7 separate regions of the Mus musculus genome follow, and all the other regions are linked to region 3. A link is a loop called in an ENCODE intact Hi-C map of the cell type or tissue named here. Cell type or tissue: left cerebral cortex. All regions are shown on one strand. Each heading gives the region's core, and the rest is flanking DNA. Links, peaks and the distances in the headings are about the cores only.

Evidence for each region. Peaks named below come from ENCODE experiments on the same cell type or tissue, not always from the same donor. Only the 100,000 strongest peaks of a DNase experiment are listed, where the experiment ranks them.
Region 1: it touches region 3 in a loop (2.3-fold over the local background); 6 of 42 quality-filtered maps call a loop at or near these places.
Region 2: a loop joins it to region 3, with 3 times the contacts of the local background. A loop is called at or near these places in 10 of 42 quality-filtered maps.
Region 4: it touches region 3 in a loop (4-fold over the local background); 14 of 42 quality-filtered maps call a loop at or near these places.
Region 5: it touches region 3 in a loop (3-fold over the local background); 9 of 42 quality-filtered maps call a loop at or near these places.
Region 6: a loop joins it to region 3, with 7 times the contacts of the local background. A loop is called at or near these places in 38 of 42 quality-filtered maps.
Region 7: it touches region 3 in a loop (2.2-fold over the local background); 8 of 42 quality-filtered maps call a loop at or near these places.

What each region holds. Positions count from the first base shown.
Region 1 is chr14:76,620,276-76,624,729 of GRCm38, reverse strand. No RefSeq gene overlaps it. Among named protein-coding and RNA genes, the nearest start is that of 1700108F19Rik, 55 kb to the left of the region's middle. In left cerebral cortex, for the core only: no CTCF peak of the experiment used is centred there; DNase peaks (open chromatin) are centred at 1,621 and 1,950; H3K27ac peaks cover 1,607 bases.
Region 2 is chr14:76,816,762-76,821,215 of GRCm38, reverse strand. All of the region lies in intron 1 of Gm30246 (a long non-coding RNA gene), which reads right to left. Among named protein-coding and RNA genes, the nearest start is that of Gm30365, 19 kb to the left of the region's middle. In left cerebral cortex, for the core only: no CTCF peak of the experiment used is centred there; DNase peaks (open chromatin) are centred at 774, 1,346, 2,352 and 2,523; H3K27ac peaks cover 3,505 bases.
Region 3 is chr14:76,874,363-76,878,816 of GRCm38, reverse strand. No RefSeq gene overlaps it. Among named protein-coding and RNA genes, the nearest start is that of Gm30365, 39 kb to the right of the region's middle. In left cerebral cortex, for the core only: a CTCF peak has its summit at 2,636 (motif pointing right); DNase peaks (open chromatin) are centred at 2,618, 3,613 and 4,043; H3K27ac peaks cover 1,032 bases.
Region 4 is chr14:76,761,655-76,766,108 of GRCm38, reverse strand. 4930431P22Rik (RIKEN cDNA 4930431P22 gene) reads right to left here. Exons shown (of 2, transcript NR_153763.1): 2 at 3,894-4,361. Among named protein-coding and RNA genes, the nearest start is that of 4930431P22Rik, 3.8 kb to the right of the region's middle. In left cerebral cortex, for the core only: no CTCF peak of the experiment used is centred there; DNase peaks (open chromatin) are centred at 1,522, 2,542, 3,603, 4,267 and 2 more places; H3K27ac peaks cover 3,888 bases.
Region 5 is chr14:76,778,612-76,783,065 of GRCm38, reverse strand. Gm30246 (a long non-coding RNA gene) reads right to left here and starts at 2,355. Exons shown (of 3, transcript XR_874837.3): 1 at 2,145-2,355. In left cerebral cortex, for the core only: no CTCF peak of the experiment used is centred there; DNase peaks (open chromatin) are centred at 1,305, 1,665 and 2,338; H3K27ac peaks cover 2,597 bases.
Region 6 is chr14:76,501,638-76,506,091 of GRCm38, reverse strand. Tsc22d1 (TSC22 domain family, member 1) reads right to left here. Exons shown (of 3, transcript NM_207652.3): 2 at 795-843. Among named protein-coding and RNA genes, the nearest start is that of 4930444M15Rik, 17 kb to the left of the region's middle. In left cerebral cortex, for the core only: CTCF peaks have their summits at 1,672 and 2,794 (motif pointing left); DNase peaks (open chromatin) are centred at 625, 1,081, 1,707 and 2,613; H3K4me3 peaks cover 2,441 bases; H3K27ac peaks cover 2,438 bases.
Region 7 is chr14:76,944,553-76,949,006 of GRCm38, reverse strand. No RefSeq gene overlaps it. Among named protein-coding and RNA genes, the nearest start is that of Lacc1, 90 kb to the left of the region's middle. In left cerebral cortex, for the core only: no CTCF peak of the experiment used is centred there; a DNase peak (open chromatin) is centred at 1,813.

The DNA of each region.
Region 1 (4,454 bases), core at 248-4,247, 250 kb after region 3:
GGCCTCAGAACCCAGCAAAGTTGCCTGAGCACCAGAGATCACAACAGGTATCCCTCCAGGCTACCTCTGAGCTTCTCATTCAGATGGGAAGTCCTGGGGTGGAGAATTTCTATCAGGGGCCCACAGAGCCACTCTGGGAACCTCTGAAGCAATCAGTAGTAGTAGCCTACACGGGACATGCAAAATAAAAATAAGCCAGTTGCGAGGAATTGCGAGACCAGAGCTGGGGAGATGGCTCAGTGGGCAAAGCCCTTGGCAAATGTGAGACTGAACTCAGACCTTAAAAGTACATGTAAAGCCGTGCATGAGTGGTAAAGCCGCACATGCGTGTAACCGCAGTGTTCCTGTGGCGAGAGGGGTGAAGAAGGCAGGATGATTCCCAGAAGTTCACGGGCCTGTTAGCCTGCATCAAAAGACCCCATTTCGAGCAAGGTAAAACGCAAGAACCAACACACCTGAGGTTGTCCTCTAACCTCCATCCAGCAGTGCCATGCACCCAAAAGTATACACACACACACACACACACACACACACACACACACACACACACACACACACACACACGAGAGGGTGGGAGACACTACCCCATTGTATGATGGGAGAGGAGAAACAGGCTTTCTCGCCTTAATTCCATCCCAGCTTCTATAGACGGTGTCGGGGTACCCATTCAGGAAGCCATTCAGCCTGACCACGTGTTCAGTTGCTCTGAGCACGGGGCATTTCGTGGCTGGGAAAACCAAAGCAAAATCACCGAGAGAGAGACCCAGGCTCTCGTGGGCTTACAGAAGGTGAAGTCTAGGGCCCTGGCCCTAACCTCTTTAGAACTAGGGAATTCTGCTCCTGCGCAGTAAAAGAGATCACGTGGTCTCCTTCCTCCTCTGCTTGCGACATGGGTGTTAAGAGAGTCTAGCTGCCACCCTGCAAAAAGGTGTGAGTGTTACGACATCTGGCACAGTAGAAAACATTCTTTTAAGGTGACTGTCTGCCTTGGCCACTTGAGGCAAAGAGGTAGAGGCCAGTAGTCTAGAAACTTCTAGACCCTCTTGCCCACATGGTAAACTGCTGAGCGAACCCTGATAAATTAGAGCTGTCAGCCAAAGAAATAGAATATAAAGGACGGCCTGAAGAGAAGGGGGAGGGGAAGGAGACTGTCGGTAGAGACCTTTGCTGGGGCCCACTGGTACTTGGGAGGCAGTTAGCAGAAGGAGCTGGGTTGGGGTGGGGGTGGGGATGGGAGAAGTGTTTGCCCCTCAATCGTTATTCAGAGACTCCTAAAGTCACAAAACCAGCAGAAAATGTCTCTGAAGATTTTCTCACCCACACACTAGACAACCCCTCTCTCCCTTCACTGCACCCCAGCAGTTTTCTTTAAGAAGCCTTCTATTGTGTTTTTATCAGAAGGAAAGCAACTAAAGGGTAAGTGCTCGCCTAAGGAAAATCCACAGTAGGAGAGAGTCTCCCAGGCTTGCCCCACCCGCAGCTATCCTGGCTGGATCCCTGATTCTGTCAGTTCACAGGCTCTGACATAAAAGGCAGGAAGTTAACACACTCTACACAAAGCTCCTTAGATGTCAGGAAATTAACCTGGGAAATCAGAGCCAACAGCCATTAAAGGCACTGCAGTCTGAGTTCAGAAATCAGTATGGCGTTAGATCAAAAGCTGTTTGTCGGGTATCCCAGGCTGGGCTCTGCCCAACTGCACACCCCCTAAAACGCCAGGCAACAGGGCTGCATGCCCGTGTGATGGGCGCTTTCCTGTTGCAGGGCTTAATTCTCTATCGGTTCTATAACTTTTAACCCTCTTTGCCTTAGAGGTCTGAATGCCTGCCCTTGGCAAATCTGGCCCCAGAAGAGCAGCTGGCCGGCCAGCTACTTCCTTATAAGGGAAGACAGCCAGGGGGGGGTCCAGTAAGGGGCCCCAGAAGAAACAAAGAAAAGCCTTATAAGGAGAAAGAGGGGAGGCAGCCTGAGGAGTCCAACCTTCCCAGCTAAGAAAACAAATGGCCTTGTGGAGGACAGAAGGTCAGCCCGGAGCAAACCGCAAGGCTGTGAGAATCATTATTTATGCACACAGCGATAATAACATAGCTCTGAGTCTCTGCTCTCTTATCTTTGCAATGGAGGGGTTGGGTTAGAGTAAGTGCCATGCCATCCTGCGATGTGTGAACAACTCTAACATTTACATCCACCTAAATGGTCTTGGGCTTTTCTACACCACCTCCCTTCACCTCTAGCCCATAGGATGCATGACATATAGACCCATTCTATAGAAGAGAAAAATGGAGGCACTGTAAGGGGAAAGGCGTTTGCCCAGTGTCACTTGCCAAACCCTCATTTTACTCACTCCTGGCTCCAGAGAGGGTGATAGCGACATAATACCATGTCCCTTATAAGTGCACCTTCAAACATTTGCAAGAATAAGCTCTCCATGGTACAATCTCTGGCCTTTTAGAATCAAAAGATGCAAAGGTCAGAGGGGACCCAGTTCAGGTTATGGGTCTGTCGATAAACAGCACAGGAAATGCAAACGTCGTCGCAGCGGTCTTTGGCGCTCCAAGTCCTCTTCCTAGGTGGGCAGAGGGACGGTGAGTTGCTTTAGCTAGGAGGATGCAGGCTGGCTTGTTGACATAGCTCCAGCCATCTGAGAGGAAAGAGCCTCAATAAAGAAAATGCCTCCAACAAGATCAGGCTGCAGGCAAGCCTTTGTAGGGCATTTTCTTAATTAGTGATTGAATGTGGGAGGGCCCAGCCCATTGTGGGTGGTGCCATCCCTGGACTGGTGGTCTTGGGTTCTATAAGAAAGCAGGCTGAGCAAGGAAGGCATGGAGAATAAGTCAGTAAGCAGCCCCCCTCCATGGCCTCTAAGTCAGCTCCTGCATCCAGGTTCCTGCCTGGATTGACTTCCTTCAGTGGTGACCAGTGCTGTGGAAGTGTAAGCCCAAGGACCCCTTCCCGCGAGGACTTGACTTTTGGCCATGGTGTTCTCATGGCAGCAATAGAAATCTTAACTAAGGCAAGGAGAGAGAATGGAACCCTGCTCCTTCCCTGCCTGAGTGTGGGTCCTGTGCTATGGGCCAGAGGGTCTCCACCCAGCACTGACTCAACTACAGTCACTTTGTCGGACCAAATCAGAGCAGCTTCTCCCACAGGTTGGGTTGAAACCTGGAAAATACCACAAGCCATACAACTACTGCATCTATAATTGTTCCCAGGAGAGAGAGAGAGAGAGAGAGAGAGAGAGAGAGAGAGAGAGAGAGAGAGAATATCAGTCAACAGAGAAGGCGGGGCTACAAGAAACTTGCGCATGCAATTATAGAGACCACAAGTCCTAGGCGTCACAGGCAGGATGCTGGAAGCCCAGGAGGACTGATGATAGAGTAGTGTCTGTAATTTACAGGGCTGTCAGGCTCTACAAGGAGGAGGACCAGCCTTTTTGTTATATTCAGGGTTTCAATTGATTGAGACAATATATCAGCAGGGATAAACACCCAAACACACACACACACACACACACACACACACACACACATTTCTGCTTTACTCAGTTGTGTTGGCTTTCCATTGCTAAGACGAGCACCTGTGGAAATTAACTTAAAAGAAGGTTTATTCTGTGTCATGGGTTTATAGTCAACAGTCACTTAGTCCTTCTGTGAGAGACCTGTGGTGGCAGGATATGGCATGGCAGAAGCCCGTGGCAAAGGAAGCCTGTTCAGCCCGTAGCAGCTGAAAAGCAAAGAAAGGGACTAGAAGAATCCGAGTTTCCCTTATCCTCTCCCAAGGACATTCCGCCAACGACTTAACTTTCTCTGGCTATGTCTTACCTATTGAGAGTCCAGCACTACCTCTAAGAAGCTTTAACACAGTAGCTCTTGGGAGACAGTCCGATTCTAAACTGTAGCCCTGATATGAAAACAGCCCAAAGAAACACCCCGAACAGCGTCGGTTATCAGTTTGGGCAGCCCTGGTTCAATCAAGTTGATACATAAAATGAGTGGTGACGGTCACGTAGAGAAGGGTCAAGTCAGCACAGGGACACGCCAGAATCAGAGGAGGCTGAAAGTGTCAGAGGCTGCCACCAAAGGCAACATCAAGAGAAAAGCCTAGACCATTCTCCGTGAGAGAGAGAGAAGAGGGATGGGACAGATAATTTCTGGAGCCTTTCCAGGTCCCCAAGACACCGTGCATCTTCCCAGCCCTGTCCCTAATGAAGTTCTGTGCGTGGAACTCTTTCTAACTAAGCTAGCCTGGATTAGAGCAAGGGCATCATGAATCTCCACAAATTATCAGGTAACCCCATTCTTAAAGTTTAGAAGCAGCTGTGTCCCACAGGACGAATCATCCTGGCTGTCGGGCCATCACACTGCACAACACTTGATCCTCTTCCTAGGTAACTTACTGCTATGGCGTCGACTACTTGTATGCCTGCAAACAACCAGCACAACTGAAATAAGGTG
Region 2 (4,454 bases), core at 169-4,168, 58 kb after region 3:
GTGCAGCTGTGGGGAAGGAGACCAGATAATGAAGGATCAGCCTTCATCGGGGACAGGATTCAGGGAGTGACGGAAACATGAGCAGATCGGGAGCTAATATCCTGAGACTCCACCTCCACCCCACAAATCCACCGGAACAAAGGGAGGAGAACTCCTGACAAGACCCTGGACCTTTTGATGTCTCCTGCTGTCCAACAGAGCAGAGCTCTAGTGGGATGACGTAGGCCCCTTCCGTGTCCTAGGTGGAGATGGCTTCCCTCTGTGATCTCCGTGAGGGTCTAACGGAGCAACTTAACAATTCTACCTACCAGTTCTCATGTTCCTTGGCAAAGCCTATCTCAAAGGCTTCACAAAAATTGACTTGGAGTGGTGATGGAATTAAGGAGAGAAGAAATGTTGCTTGTTAGGTGACTAGAAGCTGGATTTTCACAGTTCCGGGAACATACGGAAAGATGAGGGAGAAGGGGAGAACTCCCAAATTAGGAAGCTTGCAGTGGGTCATGCTATTATTTACTTATTCACCCATCCATTCATTCACCTGTTCATTTATTCCCTGGGTCTCTACCTTCACAGAAACTGCGAAAGAAGGGAGACTGTCATCGTGGTTCCCCAACTGGTGTCACGATAGAGAACTGATTTTCTGGGCAAGTGGCTGGAGTGTAGCAGGAAGAAGATGGAGCAGTCAGTCCTGAGTGGGTTTACACTGGCTCGCCCTGTGGCTCCCTGAGTCTGCGCTGAGGCTCATCACAGACGTTTCTGAGAAGGGGGATGGAGGGCCTCATTTCCTCACTGGCCTATGTGGATGACAAGTTTTGACATTAGGGCCTTTCAGTGAGATGCCTGTTTTCAAGGAGGGCTGGAAGCTTTTGTTCAAGTCTCTTCTGGAGTAAGCCTTGAGTTATTCTGCTCAGAGCACCTCACCTAATCATTACTGGCAACTATTCAGGTGTGATTCTAGTGCCTTTATGCACGCACGCACACACACACACACACACACACACACACACAGAGAGAGAGAGAGAGAGAGAGAGAGAGAGAGAGAGAGAGAGAGAGAGAGATGAGGCTCAGAGATCTGCAGTCAGCAGCCCAAGATGCTATGTGTTGGTACAAGGGTGGAAACGCAGCCGCTGGCTCCAGAGCCTGTTTGTTTGCCCTGTCACGACAGTTAGTGCTCCACGGAATGCTTACCCAGGGGGAAAGGATACCTTTAGCAAGCGCTTTGTGCTCTGTTGGCCTCATCTGACTCCTCTTATTTTTTGGTGCTGACACCACTTGCCTCCCACCCTGCAGCTGCCTCTTTCTGGCTCATGCCTTCTTGGGAAAACTTGGCAGGCCTCTGGAATTGGATGTTTCTGCTGGGGCGAAAATATCCGCGTTAGGAACTCAGCTCACGCAGATTAAGCCCTTTGTCCTGAATGTCCAGAAGGAAGTCCAAGTCTCTGAAGAGGTACTGGAGCTCAGCCAGGGTGACCTTTTGTCAGGGAACACCCCTTTATGGACACAAGGGACAGACAGACTGTTCGCTGCTCCTTGGCTGAAGCTGCCCAGTTGCTTAAAAAAAGAAAAAAGAAAAAAGAAAAGAAAAGAAAAAAACCTTCCCCACTCTCCACTCCTGAAACTCCTATAAGGTATTTGGTAAGTCTCAAGTTAGAAATGACTCCTCTAGGACAGCTACCCTCCTGGTCCCGTCCTGGTGGCCTCAGACCCCTGCCTGGGCCCCTACCACATACATTTTCTCTTTCAGTATGCTTACCCTTTAGGCTACTTCCCTACTCTAACTTGTGTACTTCCAGGAGAAGAAAACATGAAGAGTCTCCGGTACTGTAAACTTTAAAGGTCACTTAATTTGATGTGTATTGGTGATTTGCATGCATGTGTGTACACAGTGTGCACGCCCGGTGCCCACTGAGGTCAGCAGAGGATGCTGAAGCCCCTAAAACTGGAGTTACAGATGGCTATGAAGCATCACGTGAGCGCTGGGAGCCAAACCCAAGTCTTCTGCAAGAACAGCCGGTGCTCTTTAGCATTGAGACCCCTATCCAGTCCCCACGATGTTATAAACTTTTAACAAGGGTGGAGTATATAATGAATGGATATGTCCAGTCTAGGTTTTTGTTGAGGAGTTTAAAATAGTAGAGTTTCCATCTGGAACACAGAGAGGATCAGGCACCTCCTATCCTAGTTTCTAGAACATTCCCACGCCCCCTCATTAGACCTCAAAGATGAACCTCTTCATAGCTAGTACAGAAACACCTTGGGAGGGGCATCTTTTTCTTTGAAGGGGGAAGCTTTAGAGGCAGTCATACCCTGGATCTGTGCCCGTGCTTCAGGCTAGGAGCTGGTGGGTTGCAGCAGAGAGGAAGGAATCCCATTCAATAACATTTCTTTCAGGCAGTTGTGTCTAAGGATGTGCACAGTTGGTGAACCAGGACTCAGGGCACTCACTCCCACTCCATGGTGTGTGCACTTGTGTGATCTTGAGTTCTTTCAGACGTATGGTTTAGAGGTAGCCTGGGAAACTGTGCCAGCTCTGAGCAGACACAGCACAGCAGATGAGAAACACTGAAGACAGAAGTCCCTCTCCCTGCAGCAGCGTGACAGTGCAGAGGGTGACAGAGTATGCATGAAGCTGCCTTCCCCCGTGCCCTGCTGAGCAAACATCTGCTCTGTGCCACTCCTGGGGTTAGGCTGAGTCAGGAGCTACGGTAACCCTCAACACCGTATTCCAACTCTTGGGCTATTACCTTTCGGAACTCTCCTGTGCAGGTCACCTCCACACTACAACGCTCTTAGCGGTGGTGATGCAACTTCTCACAGCTCCCGGGTCCCCATGGAGTGCCACTGCCCTTTCTGTGAGCTCTTCCTGTTTACATTTCACTGGAGAACACACTATGCAGAATGTGAAGTGGCTTGGAGCTGGGACTGGTGGCTGGGCAGGCTGAAGGCTGAGGTCCTTGCTTCTGCTTGAATGTGGGTTCTTTGTTCTCCGTGGCCCCATTTTCTTCACTTGAGCAAAGCCCTCACCTTGTAGGCTAATGTAGGGACAGAAGCTACGGTTATCCACCTAAACTGCATACCAGAGTTATCCAAGGAGTCTTAAAAGACTCATTCTCAGGCCCCATTCAGGAATCATTTAATTTAGAGTCTTGAAGAGTGAGTCTAGGCGCTGACATTTTAAAACTCCCCAGGTAACTATAGGCATACTCTAAAAAGTACATTTGTCTCATGTCCAGCGATACTCTACACCATCTGGAAGACACTCTGCTTTCAAAATCTAAAGCCCCACTAATGAATGATGCTGATGTTATTCTTGCTGGTATTCTATTATATTAATCTTCTTCTGAGAAAGGATGCTACTGGATTGAAACACCCCAAACTGAGTATCACAGCACCTGCAAGTGATTACAGCTGCCTGGAGGCTGCTCAGTGGAATGACCTTCAACAGCAAGTCCTGAGGACTCCAGCTCCTTACATGCATGCCTGCACTCCTTCACATCCTTGGGGCATGACCTCTTATGGGCACACTTTATGCAACCTGAGCTTGTGCCAATGGAAACACTTCCAGTTGAAGCTCGGTGTCTTCATTTCCAGTACTGAGGGCCTCCTGGGAGGCAGCAGTCGGCTCTTGCATCCCAAGTTACCTTTGCTCTACAGTAAATAGATGAGTCAGAGCTGGTCCCAGCAGGTCAGCTAACCGGCAGTCCTGAGCAATTGTGTCTGGTGGCTTAGGCCATGGGGACAATGCCCTTGGTGCCAATGAGAGAGTCATAAAGTTGAGCAAATTACTCTTTATAGCTGTCTTAGTTTGCTTATGTCTTGATAACAGGGACTGGGTTGGGCTGTGCAATGAGTTTAATTAAGGTCAAAGGAGACTGAAGAGCCCTTCAGTATCCCAGGCAACAGGGATAATTAGAGCGAGAGGTAGCTCTTAAGCTCTACTTCAAGCGGCCATGCCCTTCTTTCTCCCAACTGTGCTCTGAATGCTGACAGCAGGAGGAGCCACTGGAGAGTAGCCCTTCTATGTATCATGATGCAGGAGACTCCAAGGCAGGGATTTACACATCTCTCAAATCTATATACCTCTCATAGAAGGGCCAGAATCATTAGACGACAACAGTTGAATGCCCAGCGGCCACCACCTACTACCAAGATCCATCCAAAGTAGTTGGAATGATCCATCTAACATCACATCAGTTCACTTCACTGCCTGACTTAAAACCCTTTGGTAACTGCCCCTTACCCTTTAATATGGCCTCCAAGCCTATGTTTGATCTAGCAGCTTCCATCCTTTCCAACTCATCTTGCTGCTACACACGGGTAGGTGGGGCTGTACCTCAGCTCCAGGCCTCTGGGGACAGTGTTGTCCCACAAGCCTAAGGTACCATTCTCCAGTGTAGTGTTGCTGACAGTTCTGCCTCTCAGAAGCCATTAGTTTTCAGCTTTCATGACTTCCC
Region 3 (4,454 bases), core at 236-4,235:
AACCAGAAATGCCTTCATAAGCATGCTCAGAGGTTTGTCTCACTCCTCATTTTAAAATCCTTTATGTTTGCAATCAAGATTAATCATTCTACATTCATAAGTCTGCATAATGTACCCCTAAAATTTCAGAGGTATTTTAAACTATAACACATTATAACCCCCTCTATTGATTACCCCAAACTACTACATCTTTCAAATGAAATCACTGCTTACCCAGGGGATGTGTATATGTGTGTATGTATCTATATCTATAGATACAGATACTCATTCATTCTTAGAGCTGGTAAATTTGGCTCAATAAATGTGCACATTATTTTCTGCTTGCGTTCATGCTGCCCAACCTTTTGTTAGTCCCGTGTCTATCACCAGCATAATCACTGGGCCCTGGCACTAAAGGTCAAACACCCTATGTCACCAGCTGTGACCCACAGTCCCATCTTGTTGCTGAGCAGATTTCTAAGGAATGATTTTGATGTTTTATTTATTAAAACTGGAAACAGGGACAGGATAAGCTATTGTTTGGGTTCCTATCTCTCAGTGCCTGTGTTTGGCTTTCACTCATTTGTAATTCTTCATCTCTCAAGTGTTATGCTTTATTATTTAGGAATATTTTAATTACTATCTTATCAACTTCAATAAAACAAAAGTTTATCCAATATTGAGAAATGCCTAGTGGCTTCAGGCCACTCTAATTAAAGATCAAAGCATATCACTTATGGGCCAAATACTGCTTGAGATCCCTTGTGGACACTCAACAACAACAACAACAACAAAGAAAAAACAAGAAACAAGAAACTAAACAACACAATTTTTTTGGTTTTTTTTTTGGTTTTTTGTTTTTTGTTTTTTTTTTTTTTTTTTTTTTGGAGTCAACTAAGAAAATGCATTGGCTTTTCATATTGCCATGTGGCTGAGAATCTGGGGGAGGGCATGGGGGTGAGGGAAATGCTGTAGAGAAACCACTACAAAGCATAGAGGCTATAATTTTAAAGTCTATTTTTGACCAACAGAAATTTTCATGTTGTTTAGAAAAGCATCCCATATCAAGGTAGTCAAAATATCCCATTGATTATTATAATCAGCAATGTTAAACATGGAGTTCACACCCCCTCTTTAAGCCTAGGTTATTTCTGACCGAATGTGCACTTGAGCTATGGCCAAGAGGATGCTAAGTGAAGGAGTCAGGAAGCAGGGATGGAATTTCCGGGGCCCCATTGAAGTGTAGCAGCTATATCACCACTTTTTTTTTTTTACTATCCATGAGTAATGATTCTGGAATTTGACGATGTACCTTCATCAAATTTCAATGTCTCTGTAAAATCAAAGGGCATATGGCAGTGGACCAAACCAAGAGCTCCGAGTTATTCTTAACACAAACAGCATGTCCTTTGCCCTGTAGTGTTTTCAGCCAAACTCATGCTGCATACACAATACTCACAGAATATACGGGATAGTTAGCAGCCATGAGGTTGCCTGCATGAACTAGCTGTCTCTGCTTTATGAGTTTGGGAAGGAGATGGGAATTCAGGTTTGGTTACCCATGGGACATTTCACCAAGCTTACTCAAGCTCACTTGAGAAGGGCTAACCCTTTCCCCAAACTGGTAACAGGTTGGATATTACATATCACACAATAATAAATTTGATAAAAAGGTGGGTGTGCACAGGGATAATTTTCTCATAAAGAGATCCTTCAGAATTGTAGAATGCTCACTGAACATGTCCAAGGTCCTAAATCTAATGAGAGGGGGGCGAGAGGGGGAGAGAGAGAGAGAGAGAGAGAGAGAGAGAGAGAGAGAGAGAGAGAGAGAGAGAGAGAGATTGACTTTACAGTAGTTTAAGGAATACTAATGTGCTCAATTTTTTTCTCCTCTTAATGCAAAATATTCTCTCCCCTTGTTCTTGTCTTTCCTTCCCACCCACCCCCATATTACTTAGAAAAGCATCTGTAGTCAGGGGTGCAATGTCATTAGACCCCCTACTAAAGTGAGTGAAAGTCACCCTTTTTGTAGCTCTAATGTTGGAACCCTTTTCTCCCTTGATTTTCTGTGTTTGTGTGTGTTGGTGTTAAGGTGTATGAAGACTGAATGTGTGCAGGGTTATATGGGGGAGCCAGAGGGCAGTCTGGAGAGTCTGCTACCCAGGTGCCATCCACCTTTACATAATACAAGGGGTTTTATTTGTTTTGTTTTGTTTTGTTTTGTTTTTGATATAGGGTGCCTTCCTGGCCTAGAAGGCACCAAGCATGCTAGGTTGGCTGATCATCGAGCCTCTGGGAGCCACTTGTCTCTCTTCCCCCACACTAGTAGGCATCTAAGCCACTATGCTGAGCTATTTTTTTTAACGGGTTTTAGGTATTAAAGTCAGGGCCCTCTTTGTAAGGCAAGCATTTTACTGACTGTTCTGTTAACCCAGACAAGAGGCTGTCGATTCCATAACCGGTCATAGTCTTCCTAGGAACCGAATGGACCGGTTATTCCCTAGAGTAGGACATTTGATTGTGTGCCTTCCTGGGCACCGTTTGATGAATAACACCCCCTAAACACTTGCTGATAGACGCACTTACAGGTCCCATAAAGGAAAAACTACGTGTCTATTATTTAATCCCCATCCCTTCCTCATTTGTCCACCAGATGGCAGAACAGGGGCCAGGATAGAAGCTAAAATATTTTTGATTTGCTAATGTAGTAAGTATGAAGTTACATTAAAAGCAGGAAATAAGCACCTAAATGTAAACCTATGACTTAATGTCCATTATATTGGCAGCATGAAAATATATTGCAAAAAAACCAAGATGGTGGAAAACTTAGGTACTAAGTAAGTTAAAAGTTCAACAATGAATTGAAGGGCCTGGATATACTGTTACTCTTGTGCAATGGGCAGAGGGGACAGGAAAGTACTTAATGAAGGTTCTTTCCCGAGCCTACTTTTGAACCTGAAACTAGAAATAGAAAATGGTCTCTTTTCTTCATGCTGTGACAGCCCTGGGCCTGGCAAGTGTGACATTCTCTACCTATATGCAAAGTTAATTTTGAAACAAGCCCTTTAAGTTCAACTCAAGGGCAGCTAAAGTATATAAAGAAATATTGAGTTGGGGCTCTGGGGATCATTGCCCAACATAAAGGCGAGTCTGTGTGCTCACAGCTGGTAAATGTTTAACACAGTCCGTGTTATTAAGCATTGCCCAAGTTTATTTAGCAACCTCTTAAACAAACAGGGGTGATGCTTTATTATTCTCATCTAAATGGATTTAAAGTGGAGGGCACAAAGAAGATAGGCTGGCTTGTTGATATTCTCATCGGTGTGTCTTCTTCACATGTGGATATAAAGCTTTGCTCCTGGATTTGCAGAGGTTATCGTCAGAGAGACATGGCCATGAAGCTGTACCTTACAGAGGAAGGGCCAAGTGGAGTGAGATGGTTTTGAGAATATGTATATCAGGCAATAACCCACACGAGAGAAATGGAAAGTGAATTTTATGACAGCGGTTGTAGGACATTTTAATCCTCATCTTGAGGTGCACACCGAGTCATAGCTATTTGCTTAGCCACTCTACTCTCTAAGGCCCTGGCTTTAACCTTTTCTGGTCACCATGGCAACAAGGACACAAATACAAAGGCCATAGCACTCTCCAGCACTGTGAGGAAGAATTTCCCACTGTATACACAGTACGTATAGTTGACCTAAGCATAGCAGGAAGAATGTGGTGTAATTTTAAACACAGTAAATTGAGTCATAAAATGGAAGTGGATGCAGCTAGGAAAATGTTACCAACAAAGGAAGGGAAATAGTGCTGTGTTGCCGTTCCCACTAAAGCCCACAGTGCCCTCCCTCTTCTCCTTGCCTGATATAAGGAGAACCATGAAAACAAAGCATCCAAGCTTTGATTTTGCTTTTTTTTTTTCCCCTTAAGGCCCAGACCTAAAATAAATGATTCATTTCTAGGCCAACCATAAACGAGTGATCTGAGATGCTGATCTTGAAAGCACTTCATCATTTCCAATCACTGGCTGAAACAGGCTCTGCTAAAAATCCTGTGGTTCACTCCGCATTTCCAGAGAAGCAGCCAAGCTCTGGTACGGCTCTGACCTGATTCCTGGACGAGGCTGTCTGAACGAAGCATCTGTAGAAAGAAAGGTTGGAGCTGACTGTGGAAGGAATTATGGAGCCGTCCCTTGTGTTCAGTCCTATGCACTAAATAATACTGGGAGAACTTGAAAAAGGATATGGGGATAACAAGATTCAAGCAGCTTCCCTGGGCAGGAATGAAGAGCCACAGAAGAAATTCAAAGTTTAAAAAGACTAGACAAAAAACCAAAAAAACAAAAAACAAAAACAAAAACAAAAACAAACAAAAAAACAAGAAACAAAACAAAATAACAAGAAAAGCGGCAGCATTCGGGGACTTCTGCCAGACCTGAATTGATTTGTTTCTCAGTTTGACTGATCAGCATG
Region 4 (4,454 bases), core at 303-4,302, 110 kb after region 3:
GAACCCCTTAAGGCCTGGCAAATGCTTGGATATTCTCTGAACCTCTGGGTCTGGGTCTAGGGCAGATTATCTCCATATATAGCTCTGGTTGGCATTCTCCCAAATTTTTCTGGAGCTTTAACCTTGACTGTTTATATTCTGTGATGATCTCTCCAACCCCCCAACACACTCCCACCCCTAACCCCACCCCAGGCTCTCCTTTCTGAAGATCACACTCATATGACTTAAAAGTGTATGACTTAAAAGTGACATAAACAAATTAAAATTCATCATAAAAGTGAATCCCCATTTCACAGGCAAGAACCGTGAGGCTGAAGGGCTTTCAGTAGGACTTGGAACACCCAGGTCTCCGCGCATCCAGCAAAGTTCTCTTGTACTGCCTCTGCTCAAAGAAACTGAAGGTTTCATCCCAAGCTAGCACACAGCAGAGAACAAAGACTAGAAACCAGACAAGTACTTGAAGACAAAAGATCATTTCCCTCTCCCTCAGTCGGGAGCCTTAAAGAGAGGAGGTATCAACCACACATTGGCTTGGTTTGCACGCTGCCTCCAATTCAAACTGGATAGAGTGACAAATGGCTTTGGTGCCTCTCAAAGCCTTATAGGTGGCAATGGCCACTCCTCTGTGTAGTTACCCTCTGTGAGTGACTTTTCCTTCTCTCCCACCCCCCTACCCTCTGTTTGCTCCCTCCTCCCTTCCTTTCCCTCCTGTTGACTTTTTCTCTCTCCCTACAATCAGTTCCAGGCGCTGCTTAGCATCTGCTACTCTGGCTCCATCTAGAAAGCTTTCTTCCTCCTCTGCGCCTTGGCTGGTTGGAACCCAGCCTCCAGTGTGGACAGCCAGGCCCAGTCTTTCTCTGTGTTTCTCTGTGTGTGGACTGCTGCATTCCGCACCAGAAGTCAGGTGGGCCGCGCCAGCACTTCACTTGTGGGTCATAATCAAGACAGGCCCAGCAGAGAGAGATTATTGTTCCTCTTTATACTTTAAGCAGAAAACCGAACCAGACATTTCAGCTTTGGCCAGCCCCCACAGAAGGACTGAAAATGGTGGCTGGACTGCTTGCACACTTGTCTCAGAGAGAACAGAATGAGGACGAGTGGGGGGTGGGGGAACAACAGCACTGTTTTGGGGTTTTTGTTTTGTTTTTCTAGGATGGGCAGGAAAACCTCTGCCCAGCTCAGCACCCCCGCCCCGCCGCGCCCCCCTGCCCCAGCCCCGCCCCCCACCCCAGCCCTGCCCCCGCAGTGGTTCAGGGTTACCGAAGACTGGCCCACAGGAGAAAAAGACAGAAGTGCTCAAAGTCAAGGCAGAGAGTGTGATCTTCAGAAAGGAAGCCCCAGTGGTCTCTGGGTGGAACATATGACTGGGATTCTCAGATCTGAAGGGACAGGGAGCCAGCACAAGAGGGAGGTGTCGGAAGTGCGAAATCAGCTGAATACTCACTGTGTTTAAAATGTCAAGAACAAGACAGGGAGGAAAGGGGAGGGGGAGGGTGCCTTTTGGTTTGTGGGAGGCAGGTTACAAAATGCTCGAAACACGCATTCTTGTGTCTGCCTGTTACAAGTTCAATCTGCAGGCCGCTGGGAGCCAGGGAACAGAGGAGCTTGAGCGCAGCCCACTGAGCTCTGCCTCCACCTTCTTGGGCTCTGGAGGAGTCTCCCTCCCACTACTGCATCAAGAGCTTGTTAGAACATCAGACACACCCAATGCAAGCGAGATCTCAAAGAGCCGGCTAAAAGGCTGCATGGCATTGTGAAGTGCTCAGGAAAGTGGAAGTCTCTTAGTTTAGTTTAGTGGCCTTTCTCTTAGTTTTGCTTCTAAAATGTGACTCTGGGGATGGGGTGGGGGGGTGTAGGGAGAAAGCAACTGAGGCTCAGTCCCACAAGAAACACCCCCACCCCCACCTCCATCCCCAGAGATCCAGGCAAACTCATCCGTAAGGTATTGATCATCAGAAAAGCAGAATACATTTTACCTGTAGCATCCCTCACTGGCACATCATTAACTCAGGGTGCATCCTGCGTTAAAGGGGCTCAGCACACACCTGTATAGGCCAGAGAGCACTGCCTGACTGCATGCAGAAGTGTCCATGAAGCTGCTCATGAGATCCAGAGGGCTCTGCTCCAATAGATCAATTTGTCCCAGCCATCACAGTTGAGACTGTTCCCCTCTCTCCTGTCTCGGTGTGAGTGTATGCGTGTGCAAGCATGTGCGTGTGTGCACAAGAGCAGGTGCACAATTCAGACAACTTCTTTCATTTGTACTCCCCAACTACAGCCTTAAACCTTGAACCCCTGGTGACTTCAGCCATACTGGGCAAGGCAACTTAGCTTTGTCACAGGAACAAGTGGAAAGAGCCTCCGGATGTCTAACCGCTCTGGTGTAAATCCTTGCCAGCTTCCTACCCTGCCCATTGGCTGCTCGAGCTTAAGCCAGAATGAAGAGGAAAAGGGACAATTGCAAGCTATGCAGCAGAATTCAGGAATTTTTGAAGTGTCTGGTGTCAAGTTGAAGATGATGCTGAAATAGTTAACGAACCTTCCAGAAATGTTCTTTCCCTCTAACACTGAGTTTGTATACCCAGAAGCACTTGCACCCCTAAGGGATGTTCCTTCCAGAGCCTTCTCCTGGCCACCCATGGACTCAGGCATTAGTTTCAGATCCTAAGACAGGAATCTTTCTCGTCACTTTTCAAAGCTCTGCTTTCTCTCCCTCACTGGTTCTTGTTATTTGGGAGACGTTGGGTCACCCTGTCTGTCACTCTGTCCACAGAACATCCTCTAGTCTAAGAGACACTAGACCTTTGTTTACAATAGGCGGGTCAGAAGGAGTGGGGGGGGGGGGTGGCGGGACCAGATCACTCTGAAGCACACAAGAAATCCATTTGCCCACAGAGCAGGCTTTCCCACTTCTGAATGTGTGCTGGCCCCGCTAGTCTCGGGCAAGCAACAGTTTCTGGACTTGCTATACACAGCAGTGACTGTAGCAATACATCTTCCCTAAAATATTAGTAAAGAATGAGAAGGGTATCCGCCATGTGGTTAGTATGTGTCACTGATGTCTTCAGAGACGCAAGTGGTTAGCCATCCGTCTCCAGCCAAACCAGGCGTGCTCTCATGAGGAGGGAGGACGGAAAGATAAAGACAGTGCCCGAGGCTTCAACGACTGCCTGATCTACTCAAGGTTGTCACAGTGGTAACAATAGCCATTGTAGTGTGCACTGCAGGCCCAGGGGAGGCCCATGGGGTTGCCTAGCCCGTCTATACAGAAACAGAAAGAAAATCTCTCATCACCTAGTTAGATAAAATAAAGGCAAAGCGCATTGGTATATAGGCCCATTGCTGGTGGGGGCTTGGGGGAGATGCCACACTTCTCTCAGGATAAATCCCCACATCAACCTAAAGAGCAGTCAGGGAGAGAAGCCACTTCCCTCTCTATCTTCTGAGCCAAATGCTAGCCTCCTGCGGGAACAGGGCTGTTCTTGGCTCTTATCTGTCAACACGGGGGCGAGGGATCCAAACAGGATGCCCGAGGAAAGAATCTAGAAGAACTTCAAAAGGCGAAGACACAGCAACAATAAAAAAAAGGGAACAGGGCCAGGAACAAAGACTAAATGTACCGGGGTAGGTAGCACCTTCGTTCATAAAAATAGGGATGAGTGGATGTCCCAAGTGGAGCTGGGTCTTTGACAGCATTCCAGGACTGAGAAGATGGGCCCTGCCCAGTGGGAGCCAGGGTGTCCCCTGAAGGCCCAGGCCCCAGCTCTCTGCCATCTTGCTTGAATCCTGAAGGATTTACCCAAGTCAGCGGGCCTTCATTTTGCAAGACGAAGGCTCTTCCTTTGAACAGCCTAGAACAGACGTGCAGAAATTGGCTGAAGAGAATATTCTCTGAGCTCCACCTTTAATCACACTGAAACTGCCTCCAGGGCATTGTGGCATCAAGTTTGACAAACCACAGCATAATCTGGCAAAGGAAACCAATAATTGTCCAATACCAGGCCACCACTGTTCCTTGTAGGGTAAAACTCCCGATCAGTCTGAAACACCAGTTATCCTCAGCTCTTCAAACCTAATCCCCTCAAGCTCCTTGATCCACAGAACTTGCGTAAAGATACTTAGGCTCCACGCTTGCTAGAGCAAAGTCAGAGGACACACCACCCCTCCAGCCAACGGCAACACTGTGTGAATCACAAGGCAGTCATGGCCACTCTGCCTCAATTTTGCGATCCTTGAGTCATAGAAGACTCATCTCTTCGAATGTCCGTCATTCACGCAAGCGTCTTTCTCCAGGTGGCCCGGGGCGGTTTCCAAGCTGCTGGCTCATCCCCTGTCATGTCACTTGAAAGGAGAACAAAAGGCTGGAAAACAGGAAGGTCATTTTTTTTAAAAATGGGGAAACTGAGGCTCCAAGAAGCCCTAGAGTGAAATGTGTAGACATTTCTGAGTCAGAC
Region 5 (4,454 bases), core at 123-4,122, 96 kb after region 3:
AACAAATCAATTAGATGTAACCCAATCTTGGCACTGGAAGCTTCATTTGCTGATGACAGAAAATCATTTGAGGCTCTGCCATCCTGATATTTAGTGGTTTCATTTAGATCGCCTTCATATATGTACGTGTTGTAGGAAGTTAATACTATATTAGAGTTTCATACTGCCTCTCAATTGTCCCATAATTTTAGCTGTCCCTTCCTGTGGTCCCTCTTTGCCCTCTCCTCCTTCTCCTAGCTATCTGATCCTCCTATTATAGACTCCCTTCATCAAACCATAACTATCTACTCAATTTCTCCTTGCTAGAGAGATCTATCCTCCCCCAGAGTCCCTTACTCTATACCTAACTTCTGTTGTTATATGGATTACAGCTTGCTTATCAAAAACTTAACAGCTGACATCACATATAAGCACATTTGTCATTCTGGGTCTGGGTTATCGCAGGATGATATTCTTCTAGTTCCATCCATTAACCTGCAAATTCTAAGATTTCATTTTGAAAACATTGCAGGATGAATTATGATTGGGGCTGGTGATGTTGCTAGCCATTTTTTTTATTCTGGATTGGCCTTGGTATTTCTGATGTTTTGTGTTTCCATATGAAAGTGAAAATTGTCCTTTCAAATTCTATGAATAGTTGTGTGGAAATTTTGATAGTGGTTGCATTAAATCTGTAAACTGCTTTTGGTAGGATGGCCACTTTTGCTATATTAATACTACCCAATCCATGAGCATAGAAGATCTTTCCATCTTCTGATGTCTACTTCAATGTCTTTCTTATGTGTCTTAAAATATTTATCATACAGATTTTCCCCATGATTGGTTAGAGTTTCCCCCGAGTTATTTCTTTCTCACTCTGCCATTTGTATATGGGAAGGCTACTGACTTTCTGTATTAATTTTGTATACTGCTCCTTTGATGGAAGTGTTTATCAGCTGTAGGAGTTCCCTGGTAGAATTTTTGGAATTACTTATATATTTATAATAATATAATCTTCAGATAAAGAGACTTTGGCCCCTTCCTATCTGCATCCCCTTGACCTCCTTCAGTTGTCTTATAGCTCTAAGACTTTTAGTACTACACTGAGTGGGTGTGGAGACAGTAGACAACCTTGTCTTGTTCTTGGTTTGAGTGGAAACGCTTTGAGCCTCTCTCCATTTAGGTTAATGTTACCAAACAGTTCTTGATTATTGTTAAGAACAGCTGTATTCATGCAGCTCTCCCTTTCTGCCCACAACGGCCCACACATTCAGTTATCTCCTGGTTTTTAGAGCTATTTTTAAAACTGCTGTACAAACAACTCGTCTCACAGAAGATGCGACTGAGGCACAGAGCTGTGAACTCACTTGGGATTCACCCCTCAGACCACATCTTACCACTAGAAACCAGAGTTTACCACTTCCTGCTGTAAAGAAGCTTGGTCTCAATCAGAGAGAAAAGTCTGATGGCTTTCTTTCTTTCTATCTTCCTTCCTTCCTTTAAGTGGCTTTTAGTTGGTGGAGAAGATGTGCCAATCTCTGTGCACAGTCAAAGGTTAATAAACCACTTGAAAATGCAGAGGACAGACAGGGTTTTGTCTCCATGGTAATAAGCTGGTAAGTGATGCCTGCAGAAGACGAGGCCTATAATTCTGCTGCTGCTGCGGCTGCTGCTGCACCTCCTGTTCTAACAACATGCATTCCTCTCTTCATGGGAACATCGGGTCACAAGAGCCAACTCATCTGCATCATCACCACGGCGTTTATCTTCCTCCCGCATCTGAGAGATAGATCTAGTGATGAACAGTCACACTGGGTTCTGGGGACTTGGAATGCTTGCAGAATCCATTTGGAATGCCTCCGATTTATTATTAAGCCCTCTGAAGCCATTTGCTTGGGGCCAGCTTTGGGGGGATGGAACATTCATTGTGTGCCACTTATTGGAGTTATAACACAGCTGATGAAGTGTGACAACACAGTATGAAAACATGGGCATAGATGGAATTGCAGGAGATTCCAGGATGGTGGGAGGGGGAGTAAGCTCTTACATTATGCCACTAATGACTGAACAAAGAACAGAAAACCGTAGAAAGAAGTTCTGTTCTGCTCCCTGCCCTCTCTCTTGCCTTTTCTTCTGATTTCATGAGTTCCCTCACCCACACTTACCTGTAAACTTTGCAGGTTCGAAGACTCATTTACAATCCCTCAGGCAGGGATCATACAGAAGGAGCAGGTGTAGAAAGCAGGTCGATGCTGATGATATAGTGTTGAGTACTTAATTCAACATGAAGGACACAGTGGTGTTAGGAAAGAGGCAGGCGGTCACGTGTTGTCTAGCAAGATTCGGTTCACTCATAAAATTGAAATTGCTTCACCAACCATGAATCATCGTCTTGTGCTCAGAGCTGCATCTAGTCTAAATCAGCTTTGCTGCTTCTAAGAGTATACATAATAGGCCCAGGAGAAAGTGGAGAACAAGCAGTAATGAACCATTTCAAGGACTTCAAGAATGCATCTTGAAATTACCAAGATGTTCACCTTGTAACCAAACCATTATACTTGGAGGATTGTATCCTAAGAAAATCATGCTAAGTGGAGGGGAATGTGTAAAAGGCCTTTATTGTTCCATAGTGCCACAGAATTAACAAAAGCTCCCAGGAAACTGGCTGCATATCCAGTGACAAAAAGTATTCTTTAAGAACATGGAACAGTATGCAGCTATAAAAATTAGTTACATGTACTTCTGGCCGTGGACCTGGAAACACAGCCACACAATTATGGAAAGGCAGCTGCAGAGTAATACATGCAACACTGTGTAATTACATTTTAAGTTGCAAGGCTTAGTGGCCCCAAATGCATTCCATCCTTATAATATCATTGAGGACTTTCAAGTGGTTCATCTGTAGATCTAGAATATAAAGCAAAAGGACGTGGGGACTGTACACTAGGTTGGTTTCCATCTAACTCTCTTTGGAGATAGGAAATGAAGTTTACATCATATTGTGGTTGTTTCCATGAGATATTCTCCATAAGGCTAGGAATTAGAATACATAGTCTCCAGTTGGCTGCTGTTTGAGTTTGGGGAGGATTAGAGGGATGACCGGATGGATGCAAGGGAGGCTGGAGGGACTTGGAAGTCTCAAAAGACCTGCCCCATTTCTAGTTAACCCTCTCTGCCCGGTTTAAGACCTAGCTCTCCATACGCTCTCTGCTGCTGTTCAAGCTGCCTGCTGCCCACTGCCCCCTCTGCCTGCTGCCTCCTCTCCACCATCATAGACTCTAAACCTCGGAACCTGTAAGACCAAAATGAACTCTTCTTTTTATAAGCTGCTTTGGTCATGGCACATTATCACAGCAATGAAAAAAAATAGCTAATAAATATGTACCCTGGTCTGCCCAACCTTCCACTGTCCTGGTAATCCTCCCAGCACAAAAATATCATAAGTCTGCAGAAAAATCTCTGAAAGTTGGGGTTCCCATGAATGGTAAGGTCAAGAGTCAGGATGTGTATGTGTGTGAGTGTGTGTGTGTTTGTGTGTATTTGCATGTATGTCTATGTATGTATGCATGTATGTGTGTGTATGTATGTATGTATGTATGTACGTATATAACCCTAGACCTATAGAATCTTGATTTCCAGAAAGTTAGTAATAGGAGATGAAGAGAGAACACATATTTAATAAGCATCTCAGATAATTTGGACACTCTTCCCTCTCTTTTAAGAACCCAATTGAAAAAAATTAAAACATACGCCCTCCTTCTACTACCAAGAAGCAATTGGTAATGATAATAGTAACAAGAGCACATACAACAAGCCAGAACACCAACCCAAGGGTATTCACCTAAGCAAGTTCATTTCATTCTTACAACATCCTACAAGGGTTGTGTTAATTATTATCCCCAGTTCATGAAATGAGAATAGATACATAGACTAAGAACCATTACACAACAAGTCATAGATCCTAGAAGAAACCTGGGAAGTCTAGCTTCACTGCTTATGTTGAGAGATGTAAGTCAGAAAATGGGAGTGGGGTCAGGCTCCAGAGTGCAAGGACATTTGCCTGTGCAGTTTCTCATGTATCCTGTTCCCCAGAGCTCATCCACAGCTGCTTGCTGGTCACCAAATGAGTTGCCTTTGAACTGGTTGTGTCACTGGAGAAACAGCTCAGAGGAGGCGTGGTCTAGCATGTCTTTCCCCCAGTTTCCCCCTGCCACGGAGACAGATTGCTTCCATAAGCAGGGAGCTGGCTGAGCTTACTGTTCATTAGATGCCTGCAAACATGAACTGAAGTCTCACAATTTCTACTGCTTTCTGACCGTTGTTCCTAACAAGTGCAGCTTTCCAGAGCTGTTGGTAAAATTAGCCTGTGCTCACGTACAGGCTGTCTCTGAAATCACTGCCCGGGGGAGGAGGAGGCGAAGGAGAGAGCGTACAAGTGTTCTCTTCTCTCAAGACTTGTTCTCAGTTGAAAGCTT
Region 6 (4,454 bases), core at 323-4,322, 370 kb after region 3:
GCAGGGAGCGTCCCCTCCCATCTCCTCCCTCCCTTGGCACCGGCTGCAGCCAGTTCCTACAGAGCGTGTTGCCGCATTTTCTTCCCTCCACCTCTACTCCCCCCAGCCCCCCCTTGATTAAGCTGACATCACAGAAACCTGGGCAGACGTCGTAGCCAATGGGAGCCCGAGTTATTTATAGCTCTGAATTAAAGGTTCAGAGTTTGCCTAGCAACAGTGGGCAGAGAATCCCGTGAGAAGAGCCACAGGCGCTGCTCCAATAACAAAGAACGACCAAGGCGGAAATAAAAAATCGGAGAAATCCAGGCGCAGGCCGAGAAAGACAAAACTTTTCTCCCATTCCCCTCCTTTGTGCGGCCGCAGCACCACTGGAGAGGGTCTGGTGGGGTCTAGGGACCCCTTCTCCAGCTGCCCTCAGTGGAGGGGGACACCCTCCCTTCCAGCTCCCCAGTAAAATCTCAGGGTTCCCAGTAAAGCCACACTGCTGAAGGTGCTCCCAAGACCAGCAACGAGGAGGCTGGGCCACTGCCTTATCCCGACACGGAGTGAATGGGTCCAGAGCAGGGCCGCTCACAACCTGGGGCCCTTCTCCTTCCCTGGCAGTCGTGTGGGGATGTGGCTTCTCTCCACGCTGGCAGGGGAGAGAGAACGAGCTAGCGCTGGCATTTCTGACTGTATGAAGAGCAATCAGCACCGTCTGGATTTAGCTAAGGGATGCACTAGTCGTTTCCAAGACATGTCGGTTTTTGTGCAGCGCCCACATTGAGTACAAGTAATTTTAAATCAGTACATACCATAGCTTGCTCTATTTTGTTGTCGATAGCTACCACACTTGCACCAGAGCTGGAAGAGAGAATAAAAAAAGAGAGATCATCGATAAATGGAATTGATCTTTAACATCCAGGATAAGGACAGATCTCTGAATTCGAATGACGTTACTAGCATCCTATTTTGAGTATTCTTAAACGCTCCAAAATGCATCAGACTCCAGAAAATACCAGCCATACTCTATCCAGGCATTTCCCTATTTTAAGGAGCCACAAAGGACTAAATTACATAATGGAAGAAAGCCTGTTCTCGAGCCAGATCTACGAAAATAAGGATCTTCTGGCCATTTCAAAAAGCAACATCTATGTCACAGTAACCCTAGGCATGGACAAAGGAATTCGCATGGCTATCCTGTACCTGTAATACCGCAAGTCAATTTTACTCCGAGTCAATTTAAACCAACTATCCCAGCTGACATTTACCTATTGTCAAGTCTCACGGAAGCGTTTTCGGTTCCCAGCAAAGACGACAAGAAAGAAATGGAAAAATGTCTCAGTTGGTAAACTCCTAGATCCATCGCCACTGGTCTACACCATTGGGATTTCATGCAATTGCAGCCAAATTAAAAAAACAGCCCCGTGGAAAAAAAAGAGAGAGGGCGGGAGGGAGCAAGCTCCAGCAGCCTGGTTCAAACTAGATAAAACCGCCTAGCTGTCTGCAGCTCAGGGCGTGAGAACGGTGGTGCTGGCTCGAGTGACCCGGCGCGTCTGCAGCAGCTCGGTCCTACTCGGCTGCCGGCTCCACTCCTCTAGAGGAGGCCGCCCGGCCCCAGCGCCACATATAGGCGGGGAGGCGCCGCGCCGATTGGCCGCGCCATAGGCCCGCCCCGCGCTCCCGGGCTGCAGTCCCTCCCGGTGCCCGCGGCGCCGGCGGAGCGGGGAGGGGAGGAGAGGGAGGGGGTTGGGCGCCACCTCCTCCAAGGCTCGCTCGCGTCAGGGTTCCCGAAAGCTCCCGGTGCCCGCACGCTTACGTCTAAGGGAGTAAGACCCCGTCTCCAAAGCAGTCCCTGCGGCGGCGCTCAACCCTGCCCGCAAGCTTGCTCTTTGCAACCAGACCCAGCCGAGCTACTGGGCATGCCCAGTCCCACCACTAAGACTCAGGAACGCCGGCGTCTCGATTTCAATTATTGGGTTCTTACAAGAAGCACTAACGGGAGGCTACAGAGGCTGTGTTCTGTGCAAGGATAATAATCCTGCTGCAGGAATTCCTTTTTCATGCTAATGAAATTCATAGGAATATTACATTTGCCTTTTTGGTGGGAGATAGCTCCACATAAAGCTTATCAGTTATGTACAAAAAAACCAATATTGTATTTTTCTTTGGTAGGCAAATAAACGAGTCAAAGGAATCTACAAGATGAAATGCAGGGAACCTTCCCCAAACGGCCCCGGAGTTGTAAGCCTTAAAATCTCATTACCCTAACTGCATCAGTAATTATGTCTTCTTCCATTTATTGCTAGAAAAAAAAATCAATCTACAGGTCCAATCCCAAACAGATCTATTTTCTGCTAGTCCCTAGGGCCAAGGGTTCTTGAAGTGAGATCGCAATTCCGCCAAGACGCAATGCTCCGTCTTCTTAAATCGGAGAGATTGATACGTCAAGGACGTTTTCCAAAAAGCATGCAATTCCTTAATATGTAGCCTTTGCTCATTTGCAGTGTGGCCTGAACCAGTAAAAATGTGGAGAGAATCTAATGGTGGTTAAAAATAGTTCACCAGTCAAGAGATGCTGAAGGCGCTCTTCACCTAACAGTCACAGCGAGCAGATTAATGCCATCAAATCATGGTCCTTAGATAAGAGTTAACCCGGAGCAAAATCAACTCTAATAATTTAAATATCTGTGAAGATGCATCAATGAGGATTAACATACTATAAAACTAAGGGCAGACGTCTGATTACAGGTTATATACAGTCGGCAGTATGGTCGAGGAAAATTTAACCTCTGCAATACTACCCTCTAGTGGCAAAAGACTACAATAACAAAATAAGTACCAACAGTTTGGGACCTCTCCATAGGCAAGTGGTACTCAAATAATTCCAAAATAAAATCTGACTATGATACATAAATACACACTCTTACACTCACGTGAAGAGTGAACCCCTCCTCTATCAAGATGAGGCTTCCCCCTCAAGGAATAAACTTTCCTAAACTGCGGTCAGAGTCTCTTAGACAATCTCTGAAGTTTACCCAAGGCTGGAGGGGGCATATGGTTTCAGAAACTGCATTAATTCAGTTAAACGCCAAATATATTGAATACAGCACAAGAAGAGGAGAGTAATTCTCTTCTGTGTTGAAAAATGGGCGTCGTTACAAAACAATATTCTTTTTATTGTGTTTCGTGTTAGGCTTTGCTTCTGAACAAAAGTGTTAGTGTATTTGTAGTTTATGATGTGTGCTGTTTGAAGGCACCGCTCTCAGTAATGGGAAACAAAGGCGGACTGGGCAATCCTAGTGACTCGTGAAATAGGATGGAGCTCCTATGTCCACGAGTGCTAAGTGGGATTATTAGTTTCTATAATCTTAGAGTTAACATTCTAACTATCAATCTGTATCTTTTTAAATATTTTAGCTGAACACCAATTCCAGAGCAAAGACTATCACAGAAAGGTACACTGTAAATGTAAAAGAGCTAAACACAGAAATAAAGGCCGCTCAGGACATATGGAGAAATGGGGTTAAGAGTCCCAGCTGCAATGTAGAAGGATTACATGATTTTATTCTTCATGTTGTTCTTGAACATAAATAAAAGAGCTAAGTCGGTTCTGTTTCCTACCATTTTTAACTGCATGACTACCCACAGTATTAGCAACAGAAGCAAATATGAACAACCACCAATCTGTCTAATCCACTCCCCTACTGGAGAACTGGCTGGAAACAATGGAGGCTTTTCATCTCTTACACAAATGTGCTGAATTCCCTTAAAAACTTTTTATATGAACGGAAGAATAAATAATCTAAACCAAAGGCAATGGAAACAGAGGAAATCTTCGCGGGCTCTAACCACGGGGTCAGCACGTCCGAGGATGCCCCTTGAAGGTTCTCCTGTTTACCAGATAAGTATCCAGGAGTCTAAATCTAGTCTAAGTATCCATGTCTGAGACCCCAAGAGGTTGGCTGAGGTTTTAAAGAAATGCAACAGCCCTTCCCGAGAGACTCCCGAAGGTGTGGGCCATACAAGTCAGCCTCACCAAGTCTATACATACAGGGAAAGGTATAGACATTTGAAATTTGCTGTTGTGGTCCGCATGAGTGTTTGAATGGATTCTACTTCAATCACCTCTGACTCTTGGTATCAAATGTGGGGAATGAGGAGGAGAACCGAAAAGGTCTGTGAGGGGCTAAGGTGACTGGAGCACAGGAAGGGTCTGTGAGGGTCTGCCTGACGCAGAGACCCGCACACCTACAACAACCTCTTTTCCCATGGAGACACCTTGTGAAGCTATAGGAACTGCCAAGGAAGCAGGCAAGGGATGCATCTTGTAAAATTGCTCGTCTAGGTCCCACCCCACCCCACCCCACCCTTGCCCCCAATCACCTCACTTTCCCAGGTACCTAGGAAGCAGAAGTAGAATACCAAGTTTAACAAAACCACAGATTTTATGGCCAAAGAAAATGTGGTGAGCA
Region 7 (4,454 bases), core at 156-4,155, 70 kb before region 3:
TGGCACTAAATTATAAATGGAGAAAGAATCAGGCCTAAAATAAACTGTCACCAGACAGGAGATAGCTCCCTTCCATCTCCCTCTTTTCTGTTTAAAACAGGGGTTTATTGTTTTGTTTTACATCTTCTTCTTAGGTGGAATGCACTGTTTTAGACTTTTTAAAAAAAGTATTTGTATCATAATTTCTAAACACTCATAAGGAGGAATGGGTCTGTTAGCTCTTTGTAGAGGACAGAACCCGATGAGATGGCTACGGCTCTGCTTTTAGTGTTCTTGTTTTGAAAAAGCTCACCACAGTCAAAGTGGATAGAGGACTTCACAATTGGAGCATGACTTGCGTTGCCTGGTTACGAGGTCCTCTCTAGGGAGTAGGTTATCAGGATATTTAGATGCACACAAAGCAAACAGGCAAAACTCATGCCGCCTGTAATTCCCCTGGTAGGTTAGGGGCAGCTTACAAGACAAGAGGCCTAGGTGGGAAAAGAAAGTTGACACAGGGTGGTGACGAGCATTTATTTCTGCTAGGTAGGATGCTCACCATCTGAGACCCCATGATGAGTTTACATAGCTCTAATCTTTGGGACTGTCCATACCTGCGTATCTGCAAAGACTTCCTGTAAAAGTTGTAAAATAAGAGGGTCTTTTGGTTTTGAAAGAAGTTAAAAAAAAAAAAAAAGGAGGCAGTTAAGTATACCTAAGGAGGGCACTATAGGTTCTTCTTGGACCATAAGAAAGGAAACAGAAGCCTCAAGTCAGGCAGAATAAAATGGAACATACCCACAGGGCAAGCCTCATGCAAGCTTCAAATACTGATGAAGGTTTTGTGAGATACTGACTGCCCTGCAGAATAGGTTATCAGTGAAAGGAGGTCCGTGATGTCATACCCTGTGATTTGGAGTACCATACCTGGATACCACCTTGAGAGAGAAACTAGAATTTGAAACCATTTAAGCCACCAGGTAGAGTGATAAAAATTTATAATCCTAATAATTGGAAGAATGAGGCAGGGGGATTACCCATTGGAGGCCTGCTAAGCTAACAGAGTAAGTTCAAGGTTAGCCCAGAATTCTGCCTCAATATAAAAAGCAGCAGTTGTCAACCTGTAAGTATTGACCCCTTTGGGGGTCTCATATTAGACATATAGATGTTTCCATTATAATTCATAACAGCAGCAAAATTACAGTTAAGAAGTAGCAATGAAATAATTTTATGGTGGGGGTGGGGGTGTGTCACCACAACATGAGAGACTATATTTAAGGGTCGCAGCATTAGGAAGGCTGAGGACCACTGATAAAAAGGCACAGGGATGGGTATGGATACAGCTCAGGGGTGACATGCTTGCCTGGCACGTGGGAAGCCCCAAGTTCAGTCCTCTATAAGACAACAATCCGAATCCAGAGGTCCTGAAAAACAGGAGCATTTGTAAGTCAGGAGGGGGTGGGGGGCTTGGATTCAATCACATCTTCAGGGTGAGAAACAGCCACAGGAGACAATTATGGAGAAGAGAGACCTGAAAGCTGGCACCGAAGCTTGCAGTTAGCAAGGAGGTTCAGCTTAGGCCATTGAATGCACAGATATCAGTTCCTACCCTCAGAGGCTGATCTCAGCGGAGAGGAATGTTGGGGTGTGGTAAGTCCAAGCCTGAGGGCCACAGAAGGTCAACTTCCAGGGCCACTTACATGCCTTGAGGCTCACAGTAGCTAAGACTAAGAACACTGGGCACCCTGCACTGCGTCATTCTGGCACACTGATTAATGCTTGCTGGGATTTAAAAAGAGAATTCTACATGCTCAGGTCTCAGTACTGTTTCTTACTTGGACCATTTTCAACATATTTTAGAGAATCTTCCTGCCCCAAGCTTGACCATTAGTCACCCCAGGGTGTCTATAAGTAGGGAATAATCAGACAAAAAGAAAAACCTTACCAGCCCACAGACTGCAAAACTGAGTGGCCAGCAGAGGCTTCTAAAGAAGGGAAAGTATTTAAATAGAACACAGAGGGAACTCAGAATCTCAAACACCTAAACAGTCTTCCAAACCATCCAATCAGGAAATGGGCAACTGAACTGATCAGAGAGTTCTCAGGGGCAAAAGTAGAAATGCTTAGTAAGTATCTGAAAAATTGCTCAACATCTTTAGCAGTCAGGAGAATGTGACCCTGTGAGAATGGCTCTATCAAGAAGGTAAGTTCTGTTCAGATGTAGAGGCAGAAACTATTATTGCTGGCAGGGATGTAAGCTGGGACAACCGCTATGAAAAATCGTTTTGAGGTTCCTCAGAAAACTAAAGAGAGCTGCCCTATAACCCAAAGCGTCGTTTCTAGAGATGTGTCCTGAGGGATCTATATTATCTTAGAGACACGATTTCTGCTGGACTGTTCACATCACCATTATACAGAACAGCTTTAATGACCATCATCACATGAGCAGGTAATGACAATGTGGTATAAGTACACAATGAAATTCCATCTCACTAGAGAGAAGAATGAAATGTCATAGAAAAAAAGATGAACTAGGTGTTCAACATGTTAAGCAAATTAAGCCAGTTCAGAAAGACAAATAGTGTGTAGTGTGTGTGTGTGTGTGTGTGTGTGTGTGTGTGTGTAAAACTGAAAGTGGAGGGGGGATTACAAATATAAAGGAAGAAGTCTAAAGGGACAGGGGGAAATGAATGAAAAGACAGAGGAAGAATAAGGCAAAGAGCTACTATATTATCCTATATACCCAGAATACAAAAGTGTGTGTATGTGTGTGTGTGCTTGTGTGTGTGTGCTTGTGTGTGTTCTATGTGTTCTATATGAAAACTAAAGGGGTACTAGTTGGGCATAGAAAAGGATGAAAGGTGAGAGAGAGGAGATATCAGGAGGGTGATATAGGATAAAAATAATCATAGCACAAAGATATACATATGTAAGAATATGTCACAATGAGACCCATTGTTTTCAATGCTAACTAAAACAATAATAAAGCTAACAATAATAGGAGGAACATGGTATCATTAACAAGACGTTTAGCATTTAGTGCAGGAAGCCTAGAAGCTTCTTTGTCATGTCAGTGGCCACCGGACGTGTCTCTAAATCAAGCAACAAGACCAAGTTTATAACGTCACTAAGAAAGATGAATTGGGTACATGTCGGAAATGAATACTAAGGTTAACTGGGCAGTGTTCCAGGGCTTCAGCTATCAGTGAACCACCTACAGAGCTGCCCCATTAGGTCTTACAATTCTTCAGAGCTGTGCTGACCCAAGTCTGTGTTGCCTGCTGCTTTACTGGTAGGACATGGGCTGGGCTGGGATTGTCCTCCAAGTGAACCCAACACAACAGGGAATTCCGCTAAAGGAGCTAATTCCCAAGGAAGGATACATCTTACACTTGGCAAAGAACAAGGAACAAGATGCCTTCTATTGATGCATCCCATTTCTCCTTGTTTTTCTGCAAGCACCCAAAGTTATAACACCCTACCCCCACTGCCAGGTGGCTTTGTGCTAGATCATGCCATCCGTTTATAGGTCAGAGACAGTGTGATTTTAAGCTCTTTGGATCTTTTTGCATCTACATCCAGCACGGCTCAGGAAAGCCTATGCTATGGTTTGCATGTGACATGTCCCTACCACGAATCCTGCCAAGGTTTGGGCAGTGTGAGACAGGGACACTCAGTGAGCAGAAGCAGAGCCTTTGTGAATGCATTACAGCCTTCTCCAGTGGCCTTGTATTTTGCCTTCATGGCACATGAAGCCCTTCCTCTTTTCACCATGACTTGAAGCAGCACAAGACCAAATAGATGCTGATGCTATGTTCTTGGATGTCCAGTCTCCAGAACTCTCCTTCAAATAAACATATATATGTGTGTGTATATATATATATATATATGTGTATATATATATATATATATATATACATATATATATATATGTGTGTGTGTGTGTGTGTGTGTGTATAATCTAGCCTCAGGTGTTCTGTTGCCACAACAGAATGCAGACTGAGCAGACAACACTTTACCTATCCAACGAACATCTATTTTTTGAATTCCACTATGTGTTTGGAAGTGAGCAAAGTGCTGAGGATGCGTGATAAGTAAGATAACCTCTGTCTACCCGAAGTTTACAACTGGTTACAAAACAGTCCCACAAAATAATGGTTTGGTTTCAGGAATGAATTTTGGTACCATTGAAAGCGTGTCATTTAAGTTCTAAGTACACGTTTTGAATTTTGTTTTCTGGAAGGTCTCTACTGTTGTTGACCTTCCAATAGGAGCCTTACTGCTATTTTAGACAAAAGAGTCTGTTGAATGTTCACCCTGCTTGACTTTGTTTAGATATTCAAAGCTTGGGGATAGTTTGGGAGCATCCCAGTTTCTGATGATAAGAGTTGTCACTTAGGATGCTGATGAGAGACTGTGGGGTAATTCTATAGCCATGGGTTCCTACAGTGGTCACCTCTGAACTAAGTTTGATG